Linked DNA regions of Homo sapiens: regions 2 and 3 are each linked to region 1. The links are chromatin loops, found by intact Hi-C in ENCODE. Cell type or tissue: heart left ventricle. All regions are shown on one strand. Each heading gives the region's core, and the rest is flanking DNA. Links, peaks and the distances in the headings are about the cores only. Region 1 overlaps LOC105370577 (a long non-coding RNA gene). Region 2 overlaps LRRC74A (leucine rich repeat containing 74A). Region 3 holds the start of VASH1-AS1 (VASH1 antisense RNA 1).

Evidence for each region. Peaks named below come from ENCODE experiments on the same cell type or tissue, not always from the same donor. Only the 100,000 strongest peaks of a DNase experiment are listed, where the experiment ranks them.
Region 2: a loop joins it to region 1, with 3 times the contacts of the local background. A loop is called at or near these places in 19 of 110 quality-filtered maps.
Region 3: it touches region 1 in a loop (16-fold over the local background); 95 of 110 quality-filtered maps call a loop at or near these places.

The regions. Positions count from the first base shown.
Region 1 is chr14:76,706,029-76,715,929 of GRCh38, reverse strand. LOC105370577 (a long non-coding RNA gene) reads left to right here. Exons shown (of 2, transcript XR_007064273.1): 2 at 5,115-5,500. Among named protein-coding and RNA genes, the nearest start is that of VASH1, 50 kb to the left of the region's middle. In heart left ventricle, for the core only: a CTCF peak has its summit at 5,608 (motif pointing left); no DNase peak of the experiment used is centred there.
Region 2 is chr14:76,863,198-76,873,098 of GRCh38, reverse strand. LRRC74A (leucine rich repeat containing 74A) reads right to left here. Exons shown (of 14, transcript NM_001385106.1): 12 at 7,024-7,131; 13 at 5,661-5,743; 14 at 2,795-2,974. The coding sequence ends at 2,950. Among named protein-coding and RNA genes, the nearest start is that of LRRC74A, 42 kb to the right of the region's middle. In heart left ventricle, for the core only: no CTCF peak of the experiment used is centred there; a DNase peak (open chromatin) is centred at 5,288; H3K27ac peaks cover 2,327 bases.
Region 3 is chr14:76,779,338-76,789,238 of GRCh38, reverse strand. It overlaps VASH1 (vasohibin 1), which reads right to left. Exons shown (of 7, transcript NM_014909.5): 7 at 6,224-9,901. ANGEL1 (angel homolog 1) reads left to right here. Exons shown (of 10, transcript NM_015305.4): 10 at 1-3,230. The coding sequence ends at 11. VASH1-AS1 (VASH1 antisense RNA 1) reads left to right here and starts at 2,515. Exons shown (of 2, transcript NR_104184.1): 1 at 2,515-3,154; 2 at 6,463-7,506. RefSeq lists an enhancer at 4,368-4,417. In heart left ventricle, for the core only: a CTCF peak has its summit at 4,233 (motif pointing right); DNase peaks (open chromatin) are centred at 4,268 and 6,796; H3K27ac peaks cover 3,320 bases.

The sequences.
Region 1 (9,901 bases), core at 2,632-7,631:
TTCAAGCAAACTGGCAATCTACATTGTATCATTGTTCCGTATCCCTAATTATCCCTTGGGATTTGGCTTAAGTGCAGCTTAGAGGATGTTCATTAATAGTGTCGACAGGGACACTCAGCATTTGTAAAATTCTTTACAATAATTGAAGACCTAGCATTGTTCTGGTGTGGTAAGGAAGCATGTTTGCTCCCAGCCGAAAGATGACTTAAGCTAAGAGGGTGGAGACTGGCTGACTTGGGAGTTGTTTTTCTAACGTCCAGGTCTGAACTCACAGTTCTACAATCCTTGTTTTCACCGGCTCAAGGAAGCTCCTTGATGAATTACATGAGTTCAGCTTACTAATGGGCTTACTTCACCAGAGTCAGAGTGATCTGTCCTTGGCATTTCATAACCCACTTCAGTTTCCTATCTCTTGGCCACCGTATTGTCAAAAACCTCATATTCCTGTGGCCATGACCAGTTCCAAAAGAAGCTTTGTCTCCACAGACAGATCGTGGTTCCATCTGGGCCTACCACCAAAAGCCTTGTGATTCCAGATGGAAAAATCCCCACACCCCCCCCCGTTTCCAAAGCAGCCCCCCATCTCGATTGTTTTATCTACAGTCAGCAGCACGAATCCTCCACAATCAGAGTCTCTCCGGGGGTGGAAAGAGTGGCTAATGGGGGATACAGCTCATCTTCAAACCCTGTGCCATGTGAATGGAAAAAAAAAATGCACACATCTGGCTGGGTTAGATAAAGAGGAGGGCTGGGGCAAAGAAGCCGGGAGTGGTGGTGGGGGCTTCCCTCTATCAAAGAAAACATTAAGAAAAAGGCTGCTTTTATTGCAGAGGAAAATTAAAACTTTACATTGTGACTGGAGCTGTTCAACCATCTACATTTGGCTGGGCACGATGGCTCACGCCTGTAATCCCAGCACTTTGGGAGGTCGAGGCGGACGGATCACCTGAGGTCAGGAGTTTGAGACCAACCTGGCCAACATGGTGCAACCCCATCTCTACTAAAAGTCCAAAAATTAGCTGGTCATGGTGGCAGGCGCCTGTAATCCCAGCTACTCAGGAGGCTGAGGCAGGAGAATCGCTTGAACCCGGGAAGTGGAGGTTGCAGTAGCCAAGATCGTGCCATTGCACTCCAGCCTGGGCAACAAGAGCGAGACTGTCTCAAAAAAAAAAAAAAAAAAATCTACATTTTTGTTGTTGTTGTTTTCAAAAGATATCCTTGAGGAACCCCAAGTATTTGGCTGGAATCCTTTGGTGACAGCCAGTTTCCTTCCAGGAGGTTGGAACAGAGCTGCATGTGTGTACATGTGTTTGGGGGGATACAAGGAATTGAGTGGTTTTCTTTCAATCATAGCCTCACCCTCCTGCCATTTGAGGAAGACGGAGGGAGAAGGACAGGATGGGAGGAGATAATTTCTGAAAAAAATTTTTTTTTTTTTTTGAGTTTCACTCTTGTTGCCCAGGCTGGAGTGCAATGGCGTGATCTTGGCTCACTGGAACCTCTGCCTCCCGGGTTCAAGCGATTCTCCTGCCTCAGCCTCCCAAGTAGCTGGAATTACAGGTGTGCACCACCACGCCTGGCTAATTTTTGTATTATTAGTAGAGACGGAGTTTCACCATGTTGGCCAGGCTGGTCTTGAACTTCTGACCTCAGGTGATCCACCCACCTCAGCCTCCCAAAGTGCTGGGATTACAGGCGTGAGCCACCATGCCTGGCCTGATGATTTCTGAATTTGAGGAATGAAATTTCAGCTGCCAAAGAGCACCTGGAGATGTGTTTCCTCCTCCCACACCCTCTTTCTCTCCCCACAGCCCCTACTTACCCCAGTCCCCAGAACCGCCTCCCCTGGAGGCATCTGGGACATCATTCTCACTACTCATTTCCTCCTTCCTCAGCTACAGGGGAGGCCAGCTTTCTGGTCTTCTGTTGCCCATATTGGACTTTATTTGGTGCTCCAAAGGGAGGTAGAAATTGCAAAGGACTCCCCTGCCCTTGCATATTCTGTAGATTCCCATCGCATGCTTCAAATAAGCCGTGTCCATTCTTCCCCCAGAGCCTTGCCTCTGTACCACCCCAGCTTCCCCCACTTCCTTTTTGCTGAGAACTTTCTCTGTATTCATGAAAGTTCTCCCTAATAGCCTGAATAAAATAATCTCCTTAATTATCCGGGGCATTTCTTTCACCCTGTACTGCCCACACCAGGAGTCTGAAATAGAACCATAAGCACCTTCAGCGTTAAGACAGGGAATTACCTTAAGTGGTTTCAGGAAAGATGTGAGCAGGAGCTACTTAATGGGGTGAAGGTGAGGCTGCCTTGAAGATGAACCCTCCTTTTGGGCAGTGTTTCACTTCAAAACCTCAGAAGCGGTGACCCTAAGGAGATTTTTATTAACACACCTACGAAGCAAACATAAACCCCCCTCTGTGTGCGTGTGTGCACGGATGTGTGCTGGGGGGCAGTGCAGGAGAGGAGGGGGTGCTGGAGAATCTCCAGGTGAAGGGGGATGCAGTTTTGTTCCCATTACAAAGACCCCTTGTCAGCCCGCTGGCCAGGCTGAAAGCGCCGGCCACTTCCCATTCAATGCCAGCTCTCCTAAGTGGGCCGGGTGGCTGTGGCCTCGGTTAGGGCGGTTGTATATTTGCACAGATCTGCCATTTGTCATGTTCCCAGAGGTCTTCAGGACAATGACTTTTGTGGGGGTATGCTGGAGGAAGGTAGCTTTTCAAAATTGGGAACCTTTTCGGCTTGCTAAACGGAAAAGGACAATGGCCTCTTTGTCCCTAGTGTAAGACAGCTGTGGGGAGCCCTAGGAACCCACCAATGGTAACTTTAAAATGCTGCCTTAAAGGTATTGAACAAGTCTGGGTGTGATGGCTCATGCCTGTAATCCCAGCACTTTGGGAGCCCGAGGCGGGAGGATCACTTTAGCCCAGGAGTTCAAGATCAGCCTGGGCAACATGGTGAGACCCCATCTCTACAAAAAATATAAAAAGTAGCCAGGTGTGGTGGTGCACACCGTAATCCCAGCTACTCAGGAGGCTGAGGTGGGAGGATCACTTGAGACTAGGAGGTTGAAGCTGCAGTGAGCTGGTGATTGCACCAGTGTACTCCAGCCTGGGTGACAGAGAGACACCCTGTCTCAAAAAAAAAAAAAAAAAGAGAAAATAAAATTAAAAAAAAAAGATAACAAAATAATAATAGCCACTAGTTTAAAGAAAAACACTACCCATAATTGTGACATTGAAATACAGTATAGTAACTGATTAATGTTTCCATTTTTATATATTAGGTTCCAATCTCACATTTTACAATTGGGGTAGTGCCAATTTATGTCTTTTCACTTAACATTATGCCATATAATCATTTTCTTTTCTTTTCTTTTCTTTTTTTTTTGAGGCAGAGTTTCGCTTTCGTTGCCCAGGCTGGAGTGCAATGGCTTGATCTCGGCTCACCGCAACCTGCACCACCACGCCTGGCTACTTTTTATATTTTTTGTAGAGATGGGGTCTCACCATGTTGCCCAGGCTGATCTTGAACTCCTGGGCTAAAGTGATCCTCCCGCCTCGGGCTCCCAAAGTGCTGGGATTACAGGCATGAGCCATCACACCCGGACTTGTTCAATACCTTTAAGGCAGCATTTTAAATTTACCATTGGTGGGTTCCTAGGGCTCCCCCCAGCTCTCTTACACTAGGGACAAAGAGGCCATTGTCCTTTTCTGTTCAGCCTCCTGGGTTCAAGTGATTCTCTTGCCTCAGCCTCCCGAGTAGCTGGGATTACAAGCATGGGCCACCACGCCCGGCTAATTTTTTTGTATTTTTAGTGGAGATGGGGTTTCTCCACGTTGGTCAGGCTGGTCTCGAATTCCCGACCTCAAGTGATTCACCCACCTTGGCCTCCCAAAGTGCTGAGATTACAAGCATGAGCCACCGTGCCCGGCCCCTAATCATTTTCTTATAATACTATAATATCTAATTCTATTGGGTCAATGGAGCATATTTATTATGGTTGAACCTTTCCTCTGGTGTTAGACATTGTCTTTTAGTCTCTTTTTTCTTTGCTATTGTAGATAATGCTGAAATTAACATCTTTGGATATACAATTCTCTGCTTCTGAAGAATGAAAAGATAAATAACAGAGCTAAGAAAGGGACTGATGAAACTTACAACAGCAGGTCTCAAATTTTTGGTCTCAGGACCCCTTTATGCTCTTAAAAATGATTGACAGCCTCCAAGAGCTTTTGTTCATGTGAGACATTTTTATATTTGCCTTGCTATATTAGAAATTATAGCTGGGAAAATTCAAATATTTATTAATACATGTAACAATAACTGTAAAAATCCATTGCATGTTAACATAAATTACACATTTTTACCAACAATAGCTATATTTTCTAAAACAAAGACATTTGCAGAGTGGTGTTGTTTTATATTTTTGCAAATCTTTTAAATGTTTGGTCTACAGATTCTCATATCTCCTTCATTCCATCTCTTGTGATTTTTTTTTTTTTGAGATGGAGTCTTGCTTTGTCACCCAGGCTAGAGTGCGATGGCGCAATCTCGGCTCACTGCAACCTCTGCCCCCCGGATTCAAGCGATTCTCCTGCCTCAGCCTCCTGAGTAGCTGGGATTACAGGCGCCTGCCACCAAGCCCAGCTACTTTTTGTATTTTTAGTAGAGACAAGGTTTCACTGTATTGGTCAGGCTAGTCTCGAACTCCTGATCTCAGGTGATCCTCCCACCTCAGCCTCCCAAACTGCTGGGATTACAGGTGTGAGCCACCACGCCTCGCTGACATGTTGTTTTAACTGAAGTCTATGAAAAAAACCTGTCCTTGAATAGATACATAATCGGAGAAGGGAGAGGGTACGCTTAGGGGTCCGACCACACTTTGAGAACCCATGTCCTGCAACATTCCTCGTGCTCTACAGGACACTTCTCTTGTATTACTTTTTGCACTTACAGATTTAGATGATAGAGTGAATCCAACGTCCCCTTTTTTTGAAATCAAGGTCCCAAGAAGCAAGTCCCTTGGCTAAAGTCACCCAGCTGGTTGTAGGGACTCCACTTTACTTCCTTACAACCAACTCGGATGTCTCATTTGTCCTTTTACCAGGCTTTGGTAAGGCTGTGAGAGCACAGAGCTGAATTAGGGATCTTGGACTTCAAGTTACTGACTAGCCCCAGCACTCGCCAAGCTCACAAAGAAGACAGAAACGAGGTAAACATCCAACCATGTTTATGGAAGAGTTCATCTCTCTGTCAGCATTACGTACATGCAGAAAGGTGTAAAAAATCATAACAGCGCTGTTTGCATTTTTCAGAAACGGAACACACCTATATTATGTCTCTTTTTAAGGAGGTTTTTGGGTGGCTTTTGTTTAGAGGCAGAGTAGAATAATAGAAAAACAACCTGGGGTTTACCTTTAGGACTCTCTCTCTCTCTCTTCTGTAAATGTAAGGTTCGGCAAAAAAATTCATTAAACTTTTGTCCACCTTTAACATTCTATGAGTTTTAATGTGTTTGGAAGCTTTGGAAGATTGGATTGCTAGAGTACTGGTCAGGATCATTTCTGTATTTAATAAAATTGGGAGAGCTAGCGAATAAAGCAGGAAGCCTGCCATCTAGTGGCAAATGTGTACATTGCTCTTTTGCTTGGACTCGGGCTGAGTTTTCAGAACCAGAGTCCTTTTCTTCTGGCCCCCACCTTCCTTAATTACAGGGGTTTTAATTGCGCCACAGTTAGACAATACTTAATTGTCTTAGCTACATTGTAATGAGTGAAGGGAATACACTTGTGATTTGGCTGAACGCAGGAGAGAGAGGCCCCTTGCATTCATAGTTAATTGCTTCAAAACTCTGCCTGCGGCTTTGCCATGCCCTCATTCGCACTTTGGGCTAAAATTATAAGGATCCATTAGATACTGTCTCTGCCTCCAGACTTCAGGCTGCAGGGAGGGGGACGCCAGCTGGAGTTTTTTTCTGACAGCTTATTTATTTATTTTTCAGATGGAGTCTCACTCTGTCGCACAGGCTGGAGTGCGACCCTGCAACCTCCGCTCACTGCAACCTCCACCTCCCGGGTTCAAGCGATTCTCCTGCCTCAGCCTCCCGAGTAGCTGGGACTACAGGCGTGCGCCATCACGCCCAGCTAATTTTTGTATTTTTAGTAGAGATGGGGTTTCGCGATGTTGGCCAGGCTGGTCTTGAGCTCCTGACCTCAGGTGATCTGCCCACCTCGGCCTCCCAAAGTGCAGGGATTACAGGCGTGAGCCACCGCACCAAGGGGGATTGGTGGAGCTCTCCCTGCAGCCCACTGATTCTTGGGTGTTTACTGGTGAGATGGGCAGAGGCTCTGGACATGGAGTGGGGCAGGGAGGGGAAGCAGCATCGTGGGCTGGGCTTCGATGGAAGAAGTGGCAGGGTGGCCGGGCACAGTGGCTCACGCCTGTAATCCCAGCGCTTTGGGAGGCCAAGGTGGGCAGATCACCTGAGGTCAGGAGTTCGAGACCAGCCTGGCCAACATGGTGAAACCTTGTCTCTACTAAAAATACAAAAACTAGCCAGACATGGTGGCATGCGCCTGTAGTCCCAGCTACTTGGGAGGCTGTGGCAGGAAAATTGCTTGAACCCAGGAGATGGAGGTTGCAGTGAGTTGAGATCGTGCCACTGCACTCCAGTCTGGGCGACAGAGCAAGACTCCATCTCAAAAAAAAAAAAAAAAAAGAAGAAAAAAAGCAGTGGCAGGGTGGTCTGGAGGCACCGCTGGAGGCGAGTGTGTACGGCGACAGGGGAACCAATGTGGCATTCTGAGGGCTCTTCAAAGTCGCATCCCTTTCATGGTTCCCCACCCAGAGCCTCGTGGTGGTGAATCAGGGAGAGAGAAAAATATCAATAGACAGTCTAGTCCTGGCTGGCAAAGTGTACGGGAAACTGCACAACATGACAGAGGCTTTGGCAGGGGACGCATAAGAGTGGTAGCACCCAGCCTTGAGCCAAGTGGTAGCACCCAACCTTGAGCCCAGGAACCAGTGTACAATGTTATGTGCCCAGGCAAAACTCCTTCTTGAAAAACAAGAATAAAAGGCACCTACAGCTTAGGGGAATAAAATAGAAATTGGTGGATTATAAAATATAAAAGGCTGATAATTACTGGTTTGTTAACTGATTATTAATTTAAAATAATTGGCTGGGCACTGTGGTTCATGCCTGTAATCCTAGCACTTTCGGAGGCCAAAGTGGGTAGATCACCTGAGGCCAGGAGTTCATGACCAGCTTGGCCAACTTGGTGAAACCCCGTCTGTACTAAAAATACAAAAAAATTAGCCAGGCGTGGTGGCATGTGCCTGTAATCCCAGCTACTCAGGAGGCTGAGGCAGGAGAATCACTTGAACCCAGGAGGCAGAGCGCTTGTGAGCCAAGATCGCACCACTGCACTCCAGCCTGGGCAACAGAGCGAGACTTGGTCTCAAATAAAATAGAATAAAAAGTAATTATCGAACATTTCCCAGAGGCCAGGCCCTGTGCTGGGTGCTGGGGCTAAAGGTGGTAGGAACACAGTCCCTACCCTGGTGGAATTTACAGTCTAGCGATGAAGACATTGAACAAGTAATTATACAGCCGTGCATTGCATAGCAATGTTTTGGTCAACCACAGCCTGCAGATACAACAGTGGTCTCATAAGATTGCAGTGGAGCTGAATTACATAGCCTAGTGAGGTCATAGCTGTGGCAACGTCATAGCTCAATGCATTACTCACAGGTTTGCGGTCATGCTGATGTAAACTAACCTACTGCGCTGCCAGGCTTATAAACGTCTAGCACATACAATTACATACAGTGCATAATATACTTAATAACAAATGACTATATGACTCCTTTGTGTATTTACTATACTATACTTTTCATTGTCATTTTAGAATGTATTTCTTCTACTTACAAAATAAAAAAGTTAACTGTAAAATGGCCTTAGGCAGGTCCTTCAGGAGGTATTCCAGAAGTCACTGTTATCATAGGAGGACAGCTCCATGTGTGTTATTGCCCCTGAAGACAGTGGGACAAGATGTGGAGGTAGAAGACAGTGATACTGGTGATCCTGACCCTAACGTGTGTAATGTGTGTGTTCGTGTCTTCATTCTAAGAAAACGTTTTGTACAGATGTACAGTGTGTTTGAGTTTAAGCTAAGTGTTATTTCAAGAGTCAAAAAGTTAAAAAAATAAAAAAAGTTTATATGGTAAAAAAAGTTACAGTAAGCTGGGTTGATTATTTTGAGATAGAGTTTCGCTCTTTTGCCCAGGCTGAAGTGAAGTGGTGTGATCTCGGCTCACTGCAACCTCCGCCCCCGGGTTCAAGTGATTCTCCTGCCTCAGCCTCCCAGGTAGCTGGGATTATAGGCATCTGCCACCATGCCTGGCTAATTTTTGTATTTTTAGTAGAGATGGGGTTTCACCATGTTGGCCAGGCTGGTCTCGAACTCCTGACCTCAGGTGATCCCCCCGCTTCAGCCTCCCAAAGTGCTAGGATTACAGGCGTGAGCCACCGCGCCTGGCAGAGGTTAATTTATTATTGAAGAAAGAAAAATGTTTCTAAAAACAGATTTAGTGTAGCCTAAGTGTACGGTGCTTATGAAGTTTTCAGGAGTCATGTCTTAGGCCTTCGCATTCACCCACCACTCACTCACAGACTCACCCAGAGCAACTTCCAGGCCCGCAAGCTCCCTTTGAGAGGTGACAACGGTACTAGCAGCCCTCACTCGCTCTCGGTGCCTCCTCAGCCTCGGGGCGCTTGAGGAGCCCGTCACTCACCGTTGCACTGTGGGAGCCCCTCTTTGGGCTTGGCTGAGGCCGGAGCCGGCACCCTTTGCTTGCCAGGAGGTGTGGAGGGAGAGGCGTGGGGGGGGGAACCGGGGCTGCATGCGGCGCTGGCGGGCCAGCCCGAGTTCCGGGTAGGCGTGGGCTTGGAGGGCCCTGCACTGGGAGCGGCCGGCTGGTGCCGCCTGCGCGGGGCAGTGAGGGGCTTAGCACCAGGGCTAGCAGCTGCGGAGGGTGCGCTGCGTTCCCCAGCAGTGCCGGCTTGCCGGCACCGCGCTCAAATTCTCACTGGGCCTCAGCTGATTCACTAGGTGAAACCAGCTGGGCTCCTGAGTCTAGTGGGGACTTGAAGAATCTTTATGTCTAGCTAAGGGATTGTAAATACACAAATTAGCACTCTGTATCTAGCTCAAGGTTTGTAAACACACCAATCAGCACCTTGTGTCTAGCTCAGGGTTTATGAATGCACCAATCAGGCGCTGTGTCTAGCTAATCTTGGGACTTGGAGAATCTTTATGTCTAGCTAAGGGATTGTGAATGCACCAATCAGCACTCAGTATCTAGCTCAGGGTTTGTAAATACACCAATGGACACTCTGTATCTAGCTAATCTATTGGAGACGTGGAGAACTTTTCTGTCTAGCTCAGGGATGGTAAACCCACCAATCAGCACCCTGTCAAAATGGACCAATCAGCTGTCTGTAAAACAGACTAATCAGCTCTCTGTAAAATGGACCAATCAGCAGGATGTGGGTGGGCCAGATAAGAGAATAAAAGCAGGCTGCCTGAGGCAGCAGTGGCAACTGGCTCTGCTCGCTTTTCATTCTGTGGGAGCTTTGTTCTTTTGCTTTTTGCAATAAATCTTGCTACTGCTTAGTTTTTGGGTTCACACTGCATTTGTGAGCTATAACACTCACCGTAAAGGTCTGCAGCTTCTCTCCTGAAGCCAGGGAGACCACTAACCCACCAGCAGGAAAGAACAACTCCGGACCCGCCGCCTTAAGAGCTGTTAACACTCACCGCGAAGGTCTGCAGCTTCACTCCTGAGCCAACGAGACCATGATCCCACCAGAAGAAAGAAACTCTGAACACA
Region 2 (9,901 bases), core at 3,077-8,076, 160 kb before region 1:
TTCCAAGTTGGCGTTCCTCAGGGGCAGAAGTTTGGGAGATCAGAGAAACTTGCTAAGACCCCAAGTTTAGGAGAAGGCAAAGCACAATTCTCCGGATGACTTTTGGAGCTGACCTGACACCTAGCGGCCACAAGTGGGAATTACTCCACCTTTGGAGGCTCCCAGGGCCGCTGAGGCAGATGGGCTTGGCCACCCATCTCTTACTTGAGTGTCAAGGGGTGGCCTGGAGGGTTGGGGTGGGGTGTGGGGGAGATTTTAACTTCCCTGTAATCTCCATCATTTCGCCAAAGCCACCCAAACAAAAATAAGATTTGATAAGAACAACTGCTGCCTTTTCCATTTTATGCAAAAGATGAGAACAAAATTATCTTGAAAAAATGTGTTTTTATTGATCCATAAGCATTACAAATTTATAACTTGTCCATCACACATTTTGCTACTTCATAGCCTCTCCTTCTTGCCCACACATAACCCTCAGGGTTGCACCTGGGCACTCAGTTACAGGCAGGGAACTTGGAGAATTTTATGGATTATAAGAGATTTAAAAGACATGATCCCATCCAGGCACGGCAGCTCACGCCTGTAATCCCAGCACTTTGGGAGGCCAAGGCAGACAGATCACTTGAGGTCAGGAGTTCAAGACCAACCTGACCAACATGGGGAAACCCTGTCTCCACTAAAAATACAAAAAATTAGCTGCTCATGGTGGTGCAAGCCTGTAATCCCAACTACTCGGGAGGATGAGGCATGAGAATTGCTTGAATCTGGAAGGCAGAGATTGTAGTTAGCTGTGTTCACGCCACTGCACTCCAGCCTGGGTGACAGAGTGAGACTCTTTCTCAAAAAAAAAAAAAAAAAAAAAAAAAAAAAAAAAGACATGATCCCAGACGACAAGGACTTCACTTTATTCGGGGAGATAGAGCAGATGTCTACAGAGCACCCGATGTTATGGTAGATGTTTCAGCCCATAGACTCCTTATTGCATTTCGTTTTCTTTTCTTTTCTTTGTTTTTTGTTTTTTTTTTTTTTTTTTGAGATGGAGTTTTGCTCTTGTCACCCAGGCTGGAGTGCGATGGCGTGATCTCAGCTCACTGCAACCTCTGCCTCCCAGGTTCAAGCAATTCTCCTGCCTCAGCCTCTTGAGTAGATGAGATTACAGGCACCTGCCACCATGCCTGGCTAATTTTTGTATTTTTAGTAGAGATGGGGTTTCACCATGTTGGCCAGGCTGGTCTCGAACTCCTGACCTGAGGTGATCAGCCTGCCTTGGCCTCCCAAAGTGCTGGATTTCAGGCATGAGCCACTGCGTCTGGCCTTTGCATTTCTTTATATTCCTTTTATCATCCTCATTTTGACTCTGAGCCCCTAATCCACCCCGTTGATGGAAATTCCATTTCAGGAACATGCTCAGGGTGGTGCCACTGAGGCTCTGTGGTGCCCACTTGTCCCGAGAGGCCCTCTACCTATTGCTCACCAGTCCACACTGATTATTGCTGGGGGTCATTGGTCCCAACCCAGGGGGTCCCTACAGAGCTGCTGCTCTGATGCCCTCATGCTATGTTTGGGGCAGGGGAGCTCTGCCAGGCTGGGAGCCCAGACCAAGAGTCAGCCTCCAGGGCACAGCTCAGCTACTTGTTCTGAGGTCCTGCCGGACTTGAAGACCTCCCTCTCCTCCCGGCAGTGCTGGGGAAGCTCCTCTGAGGGCTGCTGTAACCCACCCTTCTCACTCTTCTCCTCAGTTCTGTTTTCACCAGTGAGCTTAGGCTGGGGGAAATGTGTACTAGGGAGGGATGAGTCTTGCTAGAAACTTCTATCCTGGCCCTAAACCTCATAAAGGCTAAGATTTTAATAAGGAAGAGAAAGGGGGGGAATACGGCACATGAGTGGGGACATAAATTATTTCCAATAATTCCGCTGCATGTGCAGAGGGGTCTTGGTGTTCACCTCCACCCTTGGTGAAGCCAAGTGAAACACAAGAGATAGTGACTTGGTTCCTAGACCCTTCGCTGCTGCGCCAAAGCGTGGGTTACCAAATATCAGCCTTCCCTCGCCCCCTAAACTTTCCCAACTTTCCACCACTTACCCCAAACAATCACCGGTGAATGTGCTCGTTCATTTCACAGGTGTTTATTGAGCATCTACTATGTGCCAAGCACTACATGGGGCTGCAGAGGGGCACAAGAAAGTTCCTGCCTTGCTAATCTACAATGGTGTCTGGTAAGATCAATCAAAACTCCCAAAGGTGCCTGTTCCACCCACTTAATCAGTGAATGCTGTTCTTGGCTATTCCTTTTATTCCTTCGCTAAGCTGTTCCTGTCTCCCCAGTTTCTCAAGGAATTTAAAGGTGAAATGCAGAATGATAGACTCCTAGACCGGACTGGGAAGGCTTTATTTCAGCTGCTCCATTTTCAAGGGGAGCCACTGGGGATCCAAGGTCATGTGGCCAGGATGAGATGCCCACTCTCTTGGTCTCCTGTCCTGGCTCCCTCCTTGTGACCCCACAGCATTTCTTTGCTTTTTAAAGGCCCCTGCCCTCATTCCCTCAGCATCTGTTCCCCCTGTCACTGCCTCCCACCAAGGAAGTCTCCCCTGGACTCAGGTTCTAATCACTGTGACAACTGCCCTCATGCTCTGACCTGCTCCCTGAGGCTCTTTCCCTGCTGCCTAGCAACCCCATCACGTTCCCAATTTGTCTGTGCAGCTCTTAATGAGGCTGCATTGACATGTCCCCTGGTGGTCACTAAAAGCAGAAGGTGGCCCCCTGGTGACGGGCACACCACCAGCAGCCCAAGACACCCAGAACCAAGCCAGACTTTATTTGCTTGTGCCCAGCCCCTGCCACAGCATCTGTCCATCGAGATTTCAGCCACCTCTTGCTCTCCTCCCTGCCACCATCCGACTTGCGAGGACTCCTCTCGCCGAGACTTCTTTCTAGACCAGACTTGTTGCTATGGCTTCATCGTGTTCAAGAAACTGGTACGAAAGGTAAGGGAAAGATGCTGAGCACCCGTACAGCCTCATGGCTGATGGGTGAGAATGTTAAGACAGGCTTAAATCCAAAGGAGACCATTTGTAAACCCATCTCTGGCCTTAGAGGTCATGCTGTTAACCATTATATCTCCCCCACTACACATGTGTGCATGTGTGTGCGTGTGCACACACACACACTTATAAGTATGTGGGAAAGGCATGCACATGTGCACCTAAGATCGTTTGCAAGAGCCCTTTGGGGAGGCAGAGTAAACTATGGAGGGAGATAAAAATGGACCTTCATTTTTTTTCCTTGCTATACTTCTGTGGGTTTAGAATTTTTTTTCTTTTCTTTTTTTTTTTTTTTAGATGGAGTCTTACTCTGTCACCCAGGCTGTAGTGCAATGGTGCGATCTCAGCTCACTGCAACCTCTGCCTTCCAGGTTCAAGCAATTCTCCTGCCTCAGCCTCCCAAGTAGCTGGGATTACAGGCGCCTGCCACCACACCTGGCTAATTTTCACTAAGTTTTGTGTTTTTAATAGAGGTGGGGGTTTCACCATCTTGGCCAGGCTGGTCTTGAACTCCTGACCTCGTGCTCCACCAGCCTCGGCCTCCCAAAGTGCTGGGATTACAGGCGTGAGCACCGCGCCCAGCCGGGTTTAGAATTTTTACAATGAGATATTATTTGTAACATAAAACAAAAATGAAAAGGATCATGCAACAATAAAAATTAAAACTCTGCTCTTCAATCACAGCTGATAAAGCGGCAGTGTGTGATCTGAAGGGCAATTTGAAGTGGCCCCAAGGGCTCCTGCTCAGGCGCTGAGACTCAGGGACCCAGACCCCAGTTCTGTCTCTCGATGGCCATGTGACCTTGCCTGCAAACCTGGGGACTTTGCTGGACGTGGAACCTGGTCTGGAGCCTCTGAGATGGGCACTTGCCATCAGCTTCCCCAGGAACAAGAGGTGCCACTTTAGGTACGGGGCAGGTGAGGAGGCACGGGGCAGGTGAGGAGGCACGGGGCAGGTGAGGAGGCACGGGGCAGGTGAGGAGGCACAGGGACAGGCCGCTGAGCAGCACAGGAGTGGGAGGCCCGGTGGTAGCAGGGCGGGCCTGAGCCACCTTTGGCGCCCTCTTGCTGGATGCCAGTGTCCCTACCGAGTGACGCCCCCTGTGCCAGCCGCTGTGTGCATTTCCCCCACTCACTCCTTGCAGCCCCCTCCCAGGTGCCGCGGTTATCTCCTCATTTTAAAGGGAGAGGAGATCCGCGCACAGCCGCAGCCTTGTTCCGCAGAGCAGGGCTTGCAGCTGGGTCTGGCTGCCTTTCTTGTCTGCATCGCGGTTTCTCCACGTGGACGACGCTGAGTGGAGCGAAGGAAAGAGGTACTGGGAGAAGGCTCGTGGGGCAGGGCCGGATGGGAGGCCTTGCTCCACAGAAGCTCTTAAGAACACAGGCCAGCCACAGGGCCACCAAGACAGATGGGAGCTCAGCTGCAGACCCAGGCTTGGCAGGGGCAACTGTGTCCTTCGTCTGGGCTGGGAGGTCTAACGCAGTGAGAGACAGAACAGGTGTGGACCCCTCAGGCCTGGAGTCTCGGCCAGAGTTGCCCTTCCCAGCTGCGAGAATTTGGCTGCTTTTCTTTTCTTTTTTATTTTTGAGACAGGGTCTCACTTTGTCGTCCAGGCTGAAGTGCAGTGATGCAATCTCGGCTGGCTGTAGCCTCTGCCTCCTGAGCTCAAGTAATCACCCCACTTCAGCCTCCCAAGTAGCTGGGACTTCAAGCATGCACTGCCATGTTCAGCTAATGTGTTTTTTTGGTTTTTAGTAGAGACGGGGGTCTTGCTATCTTGCCCAGGCTTGTCTCGACCTCCTGGGCTCAAGTGATCCTCCTGTTTCAGCCTCCCAAAGTGCTGGGATTATAGGCATGGGCTACTGCACCCGGTGAACTTGGCTTCTTTGCTGCACTTCTCTAGAGCTCTGTTTCATCACTTGCTAAGTGGGGTGATGGCAGCATTGCCATGGGGCACCGTGAGGCTGCAGAGCGTGCCTATTGGGCAAGTGGAGAGGACAGGCATGTGGCGGGGACTTATTATGGGTTGCTTACTGGCATCACCGTCATCATGGACCGGTCCTCTCTCTTCAAGGAGTTCAGTCTAAGATACAGCATCCCTCACTTGCCAAGCCATGGCAGAGTAGCGGGACCTGTAGTCCCTAACACACCGTTAGCATTTGGTGCTTGTGTGCCTCCGCCCTCTGTCTAGGTCTCCGTCTTGCCAGACTCGGCTGAAACATTGCCGCCTCCCGCCTGAGCGACACTTCCTCTTTGGGCTGCAAGGGCGCCTGGTACACACCCCTACGGCTCCTCTCACCTCACCAGGGCATAAAGATCTGCTCCCTTGCCTGCCCTCCTCCTGGGCTGTGAGTGTGGGCTCCGGCTCCTCCCGCTGGCATCCCCAGCATCCGGCCCAGCAGCCAGCAGCGCCTGATTGGGCTCAAGTTTCGCTGAACAAGTGAATTGGGGATGAGAAGGGGGGTAGACAGTGGGGCCCAGACTTGGCATGCAGGGAACAGGCAGGTGGGTGAAGCCTCAAGTAATAAAGTGTAGACAGGAAAGCTGGAGGAGCTCACATCAGCCCAGCCAGGGCCCCTTGCAGAGAACGGGGATCGTCGCGGGGCCTGGGCTGACCTGAAGTTCACCATGCCTGTCTTCTCATCGAGCTTCTTTATCACCTCCCTGACCTGGTACTGGTTCAGGGGGACCTTGTTTTGCTGAGGAGGTGGATGGAACATGTGCAGTTAATAGAACTCTGTTCACCCCTCCCTAGGCACACCCCCCCAAACACACTACCCCCCCAACACACACACCCCACCCCCCCAACACACACCCCCACACACACTACCACACACACACACACCCCACCCCCCAACACACACACTCCCCCACACACACTACCACACACCCCACCCCCAACACACACACCCCCCCACACTACCACACACACACCCCATCCCCCCAACACACACCCCCCACACACACACACCCCACCCCCCAACACACCCACACACCCCACACACTACCACATGCACACACACACCCCACCCCCAACACACACCCCCCCACACTACCACACACACACCCCACCCCCCCAACACACACACACACACACACACACACCCCACACACCTACCACCCCCCCCAACACACACACCCCACACAATGCCTCACTCTTGGGACCATGGAGGGCATCTGATTGAGAGCTCAGGGGAAACTGATTCCACAGCATGGAGGGGCTGGAAAAAGCTCCCTGCCCATGGGTCATTGTCCAGACTCCAAAGGGCCTCCCCTTTTTGGGGGCAATAAGGCAGGAGGAGATCAGAGTCAGGTGGAGCGAGTGACCGGGGGAGGGAACAGGACTCTCCTTTGCATCCTGTGAAGTTCATTCTCACTTCCTGCTGCTGAGTCCTGGCCAGCCTCTTCACCCCCGGCCTGGGCACCGGGCACCGACTGCCTTATCCGTCCCTGCCTGGGCCCCGGGAACTTCTCCTCTGGAGTCCTATTCCTGCAGGGCCCAAGTCTCTCCTGGGACGCTCTGATGATAGACCCCTTCAAGTATGCATTACAGGGGGCTTTCAGTACCTTTATTACATGGGGAGCGAGAGGAATGTGAGATTTCAGGAAAATGATTCCTAAGGTGGAAATGTTGGGACTTTGGGATGTGGTCTCCTCTCTCACTCCCTTTGTTATCTGCCCAGTAGTGAAATGCAATGGGGAGAAAAACCTCAAGATAGAACATGTGTCTCTGAGTGGCATCTCGGGTCACTGGTGGCATCAAGCCACAGCACAGGAATGACTTCAGCAGGGGTTGAGGGAGGTCTTAGGTTCCCCTCTGGGTCTAGATAAATGAGGGGAGTGTCCCATAGCCTGTCCCAGGAAGCTCTAGGAAGTGCTCACAAGCTCTTTTGCTCCTTCTCCTCCTCTCCCCTCTCTCTGACACACAAACTCACACTCACACTCACACACAGCCTGTTGCCACTAGGACCCAGCACACCTCTATCATCACTTTCTGGAACTCATCCACAGACATCTTCATTGTCCCAGTGGGGTTCAAGCTCTTGAAGAAGTCCACGATCGTGATTTTGTGTTGGTCTGCATAGCTCTGAGAGAAGCAGGAGAGACCAGGAGCAAACACTTGGTCTTGTAACAACGATCGCAGGTCCCCCTTCCCTCCCACAAAAGAGCGGCCCATGCTTCCAGGCCTAACAAGGCTAAAAAGGGCAGAAGGCCAAGGTGAGGAGCCTGCGTCTCCCGGGTGTTGGGTGTCCCCTAAGACCAAGAGCCGAGTGCAGACCCACCAGGCATGGCAAAGGTGCATGCCGGGATGATTCCTGTGTGCTCGCCATGCTTCTAGGAGCCCCTTGGCACTGCACAGACGCTCCCTCCATTCCAAAGTTGGAAGGACTGAAGTCAAGGCTGTTCAGGCACCGCAGTGCCACGAGGATGGGACAGTGATCATTATCTACAAACGCAATCTGTTAACACTGGTATAGATGGTGTGCTGTGGATGGCGCGCGGATGTTCAGAGATCAAAAGGTTAAATCACAGCTGTATAATGTGACAGTTTGGCTCTACGAATTCCTAGGATTCTCACAGTTTCACCTCAATGCTCATATGGAAACATACTTTGTTAGAATATTTTTAAAAGGATATTTCATTTTTTTCATTTAAAAAATATAGTCATCCCTTGATATGTGCAAGGGATTGGTTCCAGGACCCCCTCAGATACCAAAATCCACCAATATGAAAAGGCAGGCCCTCCATATCCGTGGGTTTCTCATTCCTCAAATACTGTATTTTGGATCCACATTTGCATATGCAGAACCCACAGGTACGAAGGGCTGACTGTATTTATTGAAAAAAATCCAAATACATAAAAGTGGATGAAATGGCACAGTTCAAACCTGTGTTGTTCAAGGATCAAGTGTATTATTACTCACGTTGCAAGGCAATTTTAGATTAGCAGGAGAAAATTTTAAAAATCACCCATAAATCCAATACCACCACACAGAGGTAACATCTTGGTGTGGACCCTTTTATCTTTTTAACTATCTATCTGACATCAATCTGTCTAACTTCTATCTATCTGTATAACATTTATCTATCTAATCTCTCATCTTTCTACTAAACCTATTGTTTTACAGAACCCACTGTTCACATATGAACACCTTTTCAATGTCATTATAATATTCTTTTCCTCTCTTTTTTTTTATTTTGAAACAGAGTCTCGCTCTGTCGCCTAGGCTAGAGTTCAGTGGCTCGATCTCGGCTCACTGCAACCTCTGCCTCCCAGGTTCAAGCAATTCTCCTGCCTCAGCCTCCCGGGTAGCTGGGATTACAGGCATGCGCCATCATGCACAGCCTATTTTTGTATTTTTAGTAGAGATGGGGTTTCACCATGTTGGTCAGGCTGGTCTTGAACTTCTGACCTCAAGTGATCCTTCCACCCCAGCCTCCCAAAGTGCTGGGATTACAGGCATGAGCTACTGCATCCGGCCTTACAATATTACAATATTCTTTTTGGTCCTTTTTAAGTATTTTTTTTTCTCTTCCCCGCACCCGGCCTTACGATATTACAGTATTCTTTTGGGTCCTTTTTAAGTACTTTTTTTCTCTTCTCCCCCGCCACCCCCCTTCCCCCCGCCACCCCCCCCCCCCCTTCCTCTCACTCTCAGAAACTCCCAGACAGCGTCCTACTGTATCGATAGCTATTTCTGGCAACGTCCTTCTCACGAAGCATTTCCTCAGGGTTCAGCCCTGGGGCCCTTGCTCTTTGTTCCCCACACTTCCCTTTCTGGAGTGCACGGCCTCCCACCCTTCCGGAGTGCCTCCCAAAGCTACATTTCCAGTTCTCCATCCTCCACAGCTGCTGGACACCCCACCGGCACTTCAATCAACACATCCAAAGTGCACCTCGTGCTCTGAAGCAGCACACTGCTGCTGAGCGCTATGGCAGATGCCATGGGTGAGCCCTCGGCACCCACTGCTGTTTCTTCACAGCAGGCTTCTCATCCATGCAGAGCCTGGAAAGCTGAAAGCGACATTCCCCAAGTCCCCTTGCAGCTGGGGGTCAGAATGGATGGCCTTTGCCAAGCACCTGCCTGAGATGTAAGTGTGAGGCTTGTGTCTGATTTGAGAGAGGCAGGTGGTGGGCAGCGGCTGTGGTTGCTTCATGACTGAGCGGGGCATTCCGCAATCATGCAGCTTCTTGATTATAGCAGAAGCAGCAACTCTTGGCAACTCAGTTGGGGTGCTTTGAGAGCCATTTCTGGAATCTAACAAGAGTCTGTTTGTTCAGCCCTCCTGACATTTCTTTGATCTCTCTCCTGTAATAAACCCCCGTGTGCTTAGCCTAGTTGGAGTAAATTCTGTGGCCAGCAACTAAGAACCTTGCCCAGCTACTTTGGTAGGTGCTACTACTAAGACCCCACACAGCCCTGCCCTGGAGGAGTTCACAGGTTGCAATGCAAGGGTGAAGCCAAGGGCTTCGGGAACACGAAGGGCGTTCGCTCTTGACCAGGGAATCCAAGAAGGGTTTCCCCAGGAAGTGACATTGTGTAGAGACCTGAGAACGGGTAGGAATGAGCGAGACCCAGAGGGCAAGAAGAAAAGTGTTCCAGGTGGAAGGACCTGCCCTGACCGTACACAGGCCTGCAGTGAAGGGAGAGCTGATGCAAAGAGGATCCGGAAGCAATCCAGTGGGGCTAGAACGTGGAGAGACAGTAAGGGCCAGGTGGCAGGCACTTTCCCCATCTGCACTTCCCTGCCTCTGGCAATCTTTCCTTCAGTCCCTTGGCCTTGAAATCTTGGGTTATCTTTGGGTTTCTTTTATCATCACAGGCCTTCCTATCCCAACACACACACACACACAC
Region 3 (9,901 bases), core at 2,211-7,210, 74 kb before region 1:
CCGCCCCATGACAGGGCTCCCAGGGGAAGAGAGCTTCTCTTCCAGAAGAGCTCACTGGATCAGAGACTGTGGAAAAATCCCATGCATCTAGAAACTTAGATCCAAGAAACTTACATCCCCTCCCTTCCCCCTCCTCGTTCCCTTTTTCCCACGGTTAGACTTTCTCCAGGCCTGGCTGCGTTCTCTGCCTGTGGTCCTTGCCCCACCCCAGCCTCTTCCTAATCCTGTGCCACACACTCAGTGGCCCTGGGAGAGGCAGAAGGGGGGCTCCCCCTTCCTTCCATGTATCCAGCGCTCCCCCTTGATTTTTAATTACCAGGGTTATGGGAGTTCTTGATTTCATTGGTTATTTGCTTTCAGGCCGTTTCTTGATGTACCTTCTGACCTGACCTTTTCCCTGCCTTCAGGACTTCTGGGCCCAGCCCTCTTGCCAGGCATGCATATGTGAGATATGCATATCATGTATGTGTCCTCTTGGGGTGAGACTTCTGCACAGCCATGCCTGCCTCTGACCAGTCCACTTTTCATGTTGGGGCTGTAGGCCTGGGGCAGGTTCAGAGTCTACCCAAGTACCTATGTATGAGCAGGCAGCAGCAGGGCATGGCCCCATCTCTCCTTTTAGCCTCTGTGTTTCATTAGGCATTCATCCTGCCAACCAGGGCAGGCCCGGCGTCTGGGCTCTGGGAACAAATGGGGCCCACATCCTGGAGTGGCAAATTTTGGGGGATGCGCTACCTGTCCCAGCTGGCCCTGTGCCTCCAACCCAGAGCTCCCCACAGACCTGGTGTAATTTCACAAGGGCCATCCCTTTCCCCAGGCTTCCCTGAGGGAGGCGGAAGTTTGAACCCTTATGTGGGGTTCATTGGGCTAGGGTAGTGGTATGAGGTTTAAAACTATTTAAGGATTAGGAGGAGAAAGAGTCTTCAGGAAACTCTTGTTTCACTGGACTCTGCAGCCTGCAGAACTGGGGCAAGGGTAGGAGTTCCAGTAGGGGAAGGAGCAGGTAGACTCTTCAGCTGCCTCAGCTGGGACTGAAGACCTAAGCTGATTCTCTTTCCTCTCCACTCCTAAGAAGCAATTTTCTGTTCCTCTCCTTCCACCACTTTTTACTTTCTGCTATCTCCCATCTCCCGCTTCCCTTCCATTTCCTTTCTAGAAAACCCTGGTATTTAGCTCAGGCCAAACTGCCTCAGCAGAAAGGTGGCCTTGGACAAAACTGGTCCAAGAATTTGAAGTGGCAGTACTTGCGGATTGGCTCTGTCCAGCAAGGCCTCAGCTGCTTGTTGCGTCTGCTTTCCCTCCCCTAACAGAAGGGTACCCTGGCTTATTCAGGGGACTCCTTAGTCCACACTGTGTCACCTGCATGCCTTAATCTTTCATTGCTGGGGTGTGGCCTTGGGAGATCCTGGGCCAGCCCCTCCACACATCTCCCTAAGTCAGAGTGGCTGCTGGCCCTGGTAGATTTGACTTGCTCTTGCCTCACTCGACCTCCAAAGTGGGACTGAAGACAGTGGTCAAGAGACTTGAGTTCGGGACAGTAAGCCAGGGGTTAAGGTTCTTTCCTTTTTTTGAAAGCCAAAGACCCAGTTTGCATTGTGCTGCTGCATTCATGGTTAGAAGCTTTCCATGCCTAGGTTCTAGGGAATTTATTTTTCTATGTGTATATATTTTCAAACTTTGTTTCCTGGGTACTGGGCATGTGCCTGTCTGAGCCCCAGGTCTGTCTACACCCCACCATTCATTCTGTCTGTCTGTTCCCTGGACACTGCCTAAAAGGGTCTCAAGACAGTGCCCTGTGGGTTCCTAGGACTAGGGCCCATCACTGTTCTCTTCTGCTGGGAAATGCAGCTTTAAAATGGCTAACCACAGCAGAGGGCAGATGCTTGATAGATTATCTTTTCCTTGCTTTCTTGTTTCTGTTTTGAAAGTGAAATGGGGTTTTAAATTGTTATTTAAACTCTTTTTCCAAATAAAGGTTTACCTTTTTTCCCCCCAATGTTGTTCATTTTATTAGGATCCTGAAGGGATTAGGTCCTTGAGAGAGGGCCTGAAGAATGAGGTGGGCAGAGGAAGAGACTAAGGAGCTTTTGATCTTGGGGTGGGGTCTCAAGACATGAATCTAGATTGAGAAATGTGTTGTAAGATCTCCCTCTATTAGCTGAGGTAAATTCCCACTGCTGTGAGGCCTGGGAGGAACAGGGCTTGAGTGAAGCCTCCTGCCTTGACACTGCTGGGGTACAGCTTTCTTCTGTCCTTCCCAAGTGAGAGAATGATTCTTTGGACTGCTTTTCATTCTTCCTCCATCTGCTCCCCCCATGCCTCCTCCTAGTATCTTCTGCACTTCAGGAGGGTCTGTGCAAAGTGGGATAAGATGTGTGTTTTCCTGATTAAAGCTATGGCAGCTGCATGAGACATGATGCGGGTGGCACATGCCTCTTGCTGAGCATCTATTTCTGATCTCTTTTGCATTCTGGAGCCAGGGCTGAGCAGTGGGCCATCTGTCGCTGGAAAAATGTCTCTTCCTTCCTAGGCCTACCTCTGTTGGTGCTTTTGTCTTCCAACCTCCCTATGTAGTAAGACCAGCCAAGCCCACATGCCCACTGGGAGCCCTGAAACCAGATCTGGTTTTCTGTCTTACCTGAACAGGTTCCCAGAACCCACACCAGGCCTCTGAATCAGTCTCTGAGAATCTGATTGATTTAAAGCCACTTGGTTGCTTCCATTGCACTACCTGGGTTGCGATCCCCTCAATTGATTTAGTAAAAAGAAAACTTAGCGGCCGGGTGCGGTGGCTCACACCTGTAATCCCAGCACTTTGGGAGGCTGAGGCGGGTGGATCACCTGAGGTCGAGAGTTCCAGACCAGCCTGACCAACATGAAGAAATCCCGTCTCTACTAAAAATACAAAATTAGCCGGGCGTGATGGCGCATGCCTGTAATCCCAGCTACTTGGAGGCTGAGGCAGGAGAATTGCTTGAACCTGGGAAGCGGAGGTTGTGGTGAGCCGAGATCATGCCATTGCACTCCAGCCTGGACAACAAGAGTGAAACTCCATCTCAAAAAAAAAAAAAGAAAAGAAAAGAAAAGAAAGAAAACTCAGCTAGGAATTAGAAACATCATTTGTCCTCTTGGCCTGTTCAGCTGGTGACTGTAGGTAAGTTACTTAACCTCTCTGTATTTCAGTTCACATTCCTTGGTGAAATAGAAATTAAAGTTAATAATCACTTCTACTTGTGAAGAATTTTCAGATCTGAAATTGCTTTGTTTGGGCTTTGGCAAGAAAAAGGTGCTAAGAATTCCAGAGAATTATTGGTAGGAGTTGGGAGTAGATCGTTACCCCAGCCAGGCTGGACAGTTGGGCCCATTGGCTAGGAAGTATTTGAAAGCCCTAAGCTTTGAGGTATATCCCCAAGAACCTCTTCCTGGCAGGGAGGGTTCCTCCTAGTTGCCTCAGTCAGTTAGCATCTCCACAGCACTTCTGTTAAGTTTGCACAGTACTTCCACGTCAGCTAGCAAAGACAGTGGCACTGTGTGGTGGCAGTTTAGGTGGTGTTCAGATTCTACCTTTACACCTGAGGAAACAGAAATCCCAGAGATAGAATTTGAGAATCTCCTTTGGTTTATTTCTTACCACCCCAAGTTTCTCACAAGCCTTTCCAGGATCAGGCAAGACAGGTTATCTTGGAAGGCAGAGGCTGGTGGTGGGGGCCTGGGGCTGGGGGAGCTCAGAGGCAGCTTTTAACTGGAGACCAAGAAGGGAAATGGCCAGTCAGGAGGCTGCTGCTTTTTTTGTTTTGTTTTTCTCTCCAGTTCCTGCCCTGTTGTAGCTACTAACTAGAGGAATGTTCTGGTTGTTTTGTTTTTCCTTTTTAAAATTGACATGTGATAGTTGTACATATTTTGGGGCTGCATATGGTATTTTGATACATGCGTACAAAGTGTAATGACCAGTCAGGATATTTAAGGACATTTATCACCTCAAGCATTTATCTTTTCCTTGTGCTGGGAACATTCCAATTCTTCTAGCTATTTTGAAATATACAATAAATTGTTAACTATAGTCTCCCTACTGTACTATCAAATACTAGAACTTAGTCCTCACCATATTTTTGTACCATCCACCTGCTCTTCATTCTCCTCCCCTGCTTTTCCCAGCTTCTGGTAACCCCATTCCGCCCTCTATTGGAGGGTTGTGTTTTGATTGGCTGCGAAATGCACAGTGTGGCTTCTCTTCTCCCAGGAGTGGGAGGGGCCACCTCTAGGGTCCACCAGGGGGAGCTGCCCTGCAGCCCTGGGCTCCCATCACTCTGGTCCATCCCCTCTCCTCTCCCTCCTGAGCAAATGTGCTAGACAAGACTGTTCCAGGTATGGGCCAGCCAGATGGCAGCATGGTGGTGAGGGTGCAGATCTGCTGGAAGCAAGAGAATGTGGACTTCATGGGTTGTGGAGGGAACTCTGCACTTCTGTCCCATCCCCAGTCAGCTCCTATGACCCTAAGGCCTGAAGCCTCAGCTCGCTGTGGAGAGAACAGAGCCTACACTTAAAATTCTTGGAGGTTTTGTGCTTCCAACAACCAAGTCCTTTCAGGCTCAGGGTTGGAAAAAGTTTGTATATCTGTGTGCACATTGTCATTTGGACGGGGCTCAGAGAGGTGACCTGCCAGCTGACCTGACGTGGCCTCTCCTCATCTTCTGCCAGGCCTCAACAGCTGGTCCCCTCACCTTGCTGGCAGACACTAAGGGTTACAGGCAGCCTGCTTCTGGGCCATTCTGCTTGGTTCTTGGTATGACTGCTTCCTGTCACTACCTCCACGGTAGTGGTCCAAATGCCAGCTCCTGGTAAATGGGGCAGCAGAGCTTCAACCCCTTCATCGTCAGGCCTCTGAGAAGGGCCACCTGCACCCAAAGGTCTAACCCAGTTAGTCAGGTGCCTAAATTAGGCAGGTGCGTGCTGTGAGCCTGAGGAATGGGACAGCAGGAAATGAGGTAACCCCTTCCACCCCCAAGCAGGTCGGGTTCTGATCCTCCAGGAGTCTGCAATGACATTTCCTTCTGCTTTCTAAGAAAATGGCCAGTGTCCACAAAGAGCCTACCTGACTCATTACGTAGATTCTCACCCCAGCACTTACTTACCCAGCCCCTCATTTGTACAAGAGCAGGCCAGGGGCCCCACTGTGTATGAACCTGTCTTGTTGAAGCCTGAGGCCCTTTACTTGGTATCATATCAGCTGGACTTAAATATGAAAATTACAACACTGCGTCTATGAAAGGGTGTGCAATGCAAGGTATTCATAAATTCTGGTTACTTTGAAGTGCTTTTTTTGGGTAATGCTTTAGCTGGATTTAAAGGAGCCTGTAACAAAACTGCCTCCGTTTACTGGTGTACAGTCCCAGATGTCTATGGATTCCTGCGGGTCACCTCTCCTTTTCCTGCTGCCATGCCTCCTCCTCCCCTGGTCACTACCACACCACTGAAAATGAGGGGGTCTTGGCGGTGCGAAGCTACACTTCTAGCCACGATCTTGTGGGGACTGGCTGGGATGAAAAGTAAGAAATACACTGTTTCCTCTCTCACAGGTCTGGGTTTTACCCTTAAGCTGAATGAAAGGAGAGCTGAGACAAGGGCAGGAAGGGTTATGGGTGAAATATGCTGTGAAATCCAAAAGATATTTTCTGTGCAAGTCTGGTTTCAACTGTTTGGGCTTGTCTGAAAGTGTGGGAAGAGGTCCAGAGCTGGAGGGACAACAGAGAGGAAGAGTGGGGGGTGACGGATGGGACCCGAAGTGTTTTCCACCCCATGGGTTCTGGATGTCAAGTGATGAGAAGGTTGCTACGGTTTCCTGAGCTACACTCATCTCCCAGGAGAACATGCCCCATTTCTCCTTTGCTCCTGATGGACTGCTGTGGACTGAGACTGGAAGAGCAGGGTCCTGGAATACATCCTGGGTGCTAACTTGAGCCTCTGGAGGCCAGGCCCACTGTGTGAAGAGGGGGAAAGCACTGCTCACAGATCAGGGTTAACAAGGCCTGAGGGGCTTCAGCAGGCTGAGGAAGTCTGGAACCCCAGAAGTTTCATCATGACTGCAGGCGCTGGGAGGTTTCCTGTTCCCTGGCTTCAGGCTCACCTCAGGTCAGGCTCTTCCCAGAGCCAATGGGGCTAATGCCGCTGGGCTGGGGGAGGGCTCGGGCCCCAGCTCCAAAGGAAAGGAGACAAGGCTTACGTGTTGTGGTTTCTGCCCAGCCTACACAGCAGGAGCTGGGGAGACTTTATTCGTTTCGGGGAAAGTGACAACAGGAATGAGATGAAGTGTGAAAGTGAAAGGAAGGGGCAATACTGAGATGAGAACAGCCTGAACAAAGTCTAGTACAACACTGCAGCCATCCAGAGCTTGAGGGAGCGGGGAGGTCCATCACCACCAGGCCCTGTGGGCCAAGCACACCCATGTTTCTTCTCTCTTGTCAGATTTGATGAAAAGGAAACTTGGGACTCCGGAGGACCAAGATGGAGCGAGACGGTCAATACTGATGGACTTGCAGCTAGCACCATGGCAGCCCTGCCTGGTCTAAGGAAGCTGGCAGGAGGCGATGGTACCTGGCGGGGGCAGACTGCCCACCTCCCCACTCCTTCAGAGGACTGTTTCCTGCCCTTCACACCATCATCATGTTGGGCCCTGCATGTATGTTCCTGCACTTGGAGCGAGCCCAGGGACACAGGGCAGACACTGGGCTCACAGATGTTGCTGCAGCTGAGCCAGAAAACATTCCAGGCAGGAAAAGCAGGTGCACACATTCACACAGGCCTCTGGTCACTCGACCAGCCAGAATGAGACGGACTCCTTGACCTGGGAAGTCAAGTCCCAGTGGGAAGGGCTGGAAATCACACGTGGTCAACTTCTTGGCTCTCTCTGCTCCCCAAACCCTGGCCCTAGGCTTGCTTTATCATCACATCCCAAGGCCAGAGGGCTGCTGCTGTCCCCATCTTGGCCCTGCTAGAAGAGGGATAGGGGTGGCTGGCATGATGGGTGAGGGGAACATGAGAATATGCAGAGGCCTTGGAGGAAGAGGACTGGCAGTTATGACAGGAAGGCTCTCTATACCTGGCTCCCCAGTGTTCTGCCCCTGGCACTGAGCATGAGGAGCCAGGCTTTGGGGAGACTTTGCAATCACCCCCCCAACCTGGTCCATTTTCCACAGGTAGCTTTCTTGAACTCACCTTGACCCCTCCTCAGCCAGCAGCCCCCACCTCCAGGGGCAAAGGAGCTGAAAGACAGTCCTGAACTGGGGGGAGCTGGGATCACATCAGCCAGGCCCTGTCCCTCACAGGAAGTGAGATGAGGTGATACCATGGATGGTGACTAAGGCCCCAAAGTCCCTGCCTCTCTGCCTCCCCAGAAACCTCACAGCCAGGCCAGCCCCCAGAGCAGAGCCTGTGTAAACATGCCCAGGAGGGGAGGAGGGGTTGCTACATATGAGAAACAGTTAAAAATAAATTTAAAAAGCACCACTATGTCCTGTGCTGGTCTCCACAGCCCCGAAGTCTCAGCTCAGGAAGGGTGAGTGCTGGGGGATTATCAGCTGGGGCTCGGCTCCCTCCCTTGCAGACAGCAAGCAGGTAAGGGCTTCATTTTGCTGTTTTCTCCATGGAGGGCTCTGGGAAAGGATCCTGCAAGTTGGAACCTCCTAAGACTCCAGAACCAGGAGCGGCTCCCTCTCATATCTACTCCCCTCAAACCCTGTCATTCCCGGGAAGCTCCCAGAGGCAGCTGAGGCCACGCCCCTGCTCCTGAGCGGCAGCATCCAGACCCGGAAAGGACCTAGTTTCAGCCTGGCACCTCCCAAGGTGAGCCATCTCTTCTTAGGCATAGTAGGAACATGGAGACCACACTACCCCCACTCCCTGAAAGCTGGGATGGGATGGTGAGTCAAGGGTCACCATGCCCCTATTAGTCTGGCTGGAGTTAGGTTAGGCATCCTCCCAGGGCTCATTGACCCCAGGGGGAACTTGGGGAGGCAAGGGACTGACCAGCTGGCCTCCCAGGGTGCCTCTGGCCAGGCCATGCTGGATCTGGCTCTGGGTCAAGCGCTGCTGGTTTGAAGAGCTGCCAGCCTGTGGCGCCTTCCCTGACAGGCACTCTCATCAGCAAAGGCATCCCTGGTTCTGCCTTCCCTTCCTCTTTGCTTCAAAGGCACCATCCGTCTCCCTGGCAGGCCAAGAGCTACACTGTCTGTACTCCATGCGCCACCCCCGCTGGTGACCCAGCAACTGCAAAGGGCCTCTGGTTTGTCCCGCTCTGGGAGGAGACTCAGTGGCTTTTCCTCCTCCTCAGCTGCAAGGATCCTACCCCAGCCCAGCCCAGCTCTGAGAAACAGGACTTTGCTACAGCCCGCCTCAAAGCATCTTGGTGGACTTCTCCCCAGCACGAGCTCTCTCTACTTCAGGGATTGCAAACTGGCATCCTCTTTTGCCAGTATTGGGTTTTTAAGTTTTTTTTAAGTGATCACCAGCATTTAAAAATCCTATTTCACATAAAAAGTCAGAATTCTGGCCTCTGACAAAGCAGACAATCTGGCAACACAGGGCCGGCACTGTAAGAACAGCTGAGCAGCTGTGGCCCCTTTAACAGGGTGTGCCCTCTTCAGGTAGCCATAGTCCCCACACAGCCCTTCAGGCCTCCTTCTCACCGTTTGCTCGTCATTTGAGCTTACAACCCTAGTTCTGCTCTTCCTTGTGTAGCCCCCCAGCCCTTCTGCAGCCTTACTGACAGCTGTCCCTGGCAGACTTACAGCCTCTCAGTAAAACAAAACCTTAATGGTCATCTCATCCGTTTACCCTTCCACAATCTGAATCCTTTCTACCTTTCTACCGCCTCCTGACAAACAGCCATCTCGTCTCTGCTGTAGGTAACCCATTACTCCTCAAGCAGCCTGATCCTGAACTCTCCCCCACATCCCTTTCTCACTTGCATCCCCCAGTTCCCAGCTGTCCCTCAGTGGCTGCACTGCACCCTTTACCTGCACCTCCTTGTTGCTTGAGCCTCCAGAACCTACCCCTGGCTCTGCCAACCTCTCCGCATCCTCTCACTTTCCCACTGGGTATCTCATGCTGACGGGCAGGCTGGGGACAACCCCAGGTGCCTAGGTTCTTCCCTGCCAGGGCCCTGATGCCCTGCCACAAGTGACTGGCCCAGCCATCATTGCAACCCCAAGCCAAGATGGGCTGTTAAAGAATGGAAGGCAGGCCTGGGGCAGAAGCATCCTAGTCTGGTCTTGATTTCCCCAGCAAGGGCTCCTGGCACTGCTGGCGGAGAGACCCAGGCCCAAGCATCCCGCCCCATCACCCCATGTCCAGCCACAGCTCCTGGACTGGCACCCAGGGTTTGCTCAACTCCCACAGCCATGCTGGCCTCAGTGCCATTCTGGGTCCTCCGCCAAGCCCAGACCCTCCGCAGGGAGCCTGTGGGCTAGAGCAACAGGCAGAGCTGGGACTGAGCAAGTAGACGCAGTTAGGGCCTGGGAACTTTTTGCCCAGAGGTCCTTCCCTGGGCTCGCTCTCATATCACCCCTCCTCTGCCCACACAGCACTGCCCATGGGGGCCTCAAGGGCCTGAAGGCTCTCCTGAGCCACGAGCTCATGCTCTTGGGGCAGATGTGGCCTGTGCCAAGCTCCTGGTTAATGGGCTACACAGACCTTTCTCAGAAGGACTCCTACCCTGCTTCCCTTTCCCTGGGTCAAGATTCTGCCAGGGCAGGCAGAACTGGAGAAACATCTCCACCCCACCCCCACCCCCCATCACAGGCCTGGTAAGGCTGGGAGATTTCCCACTGATAAGATGCACCCAACTCCCAGAGAGAAGCCAGGGGCAGAGGCACCAGCAGAACCAGCAGTTTCCCTCACCTGGCCC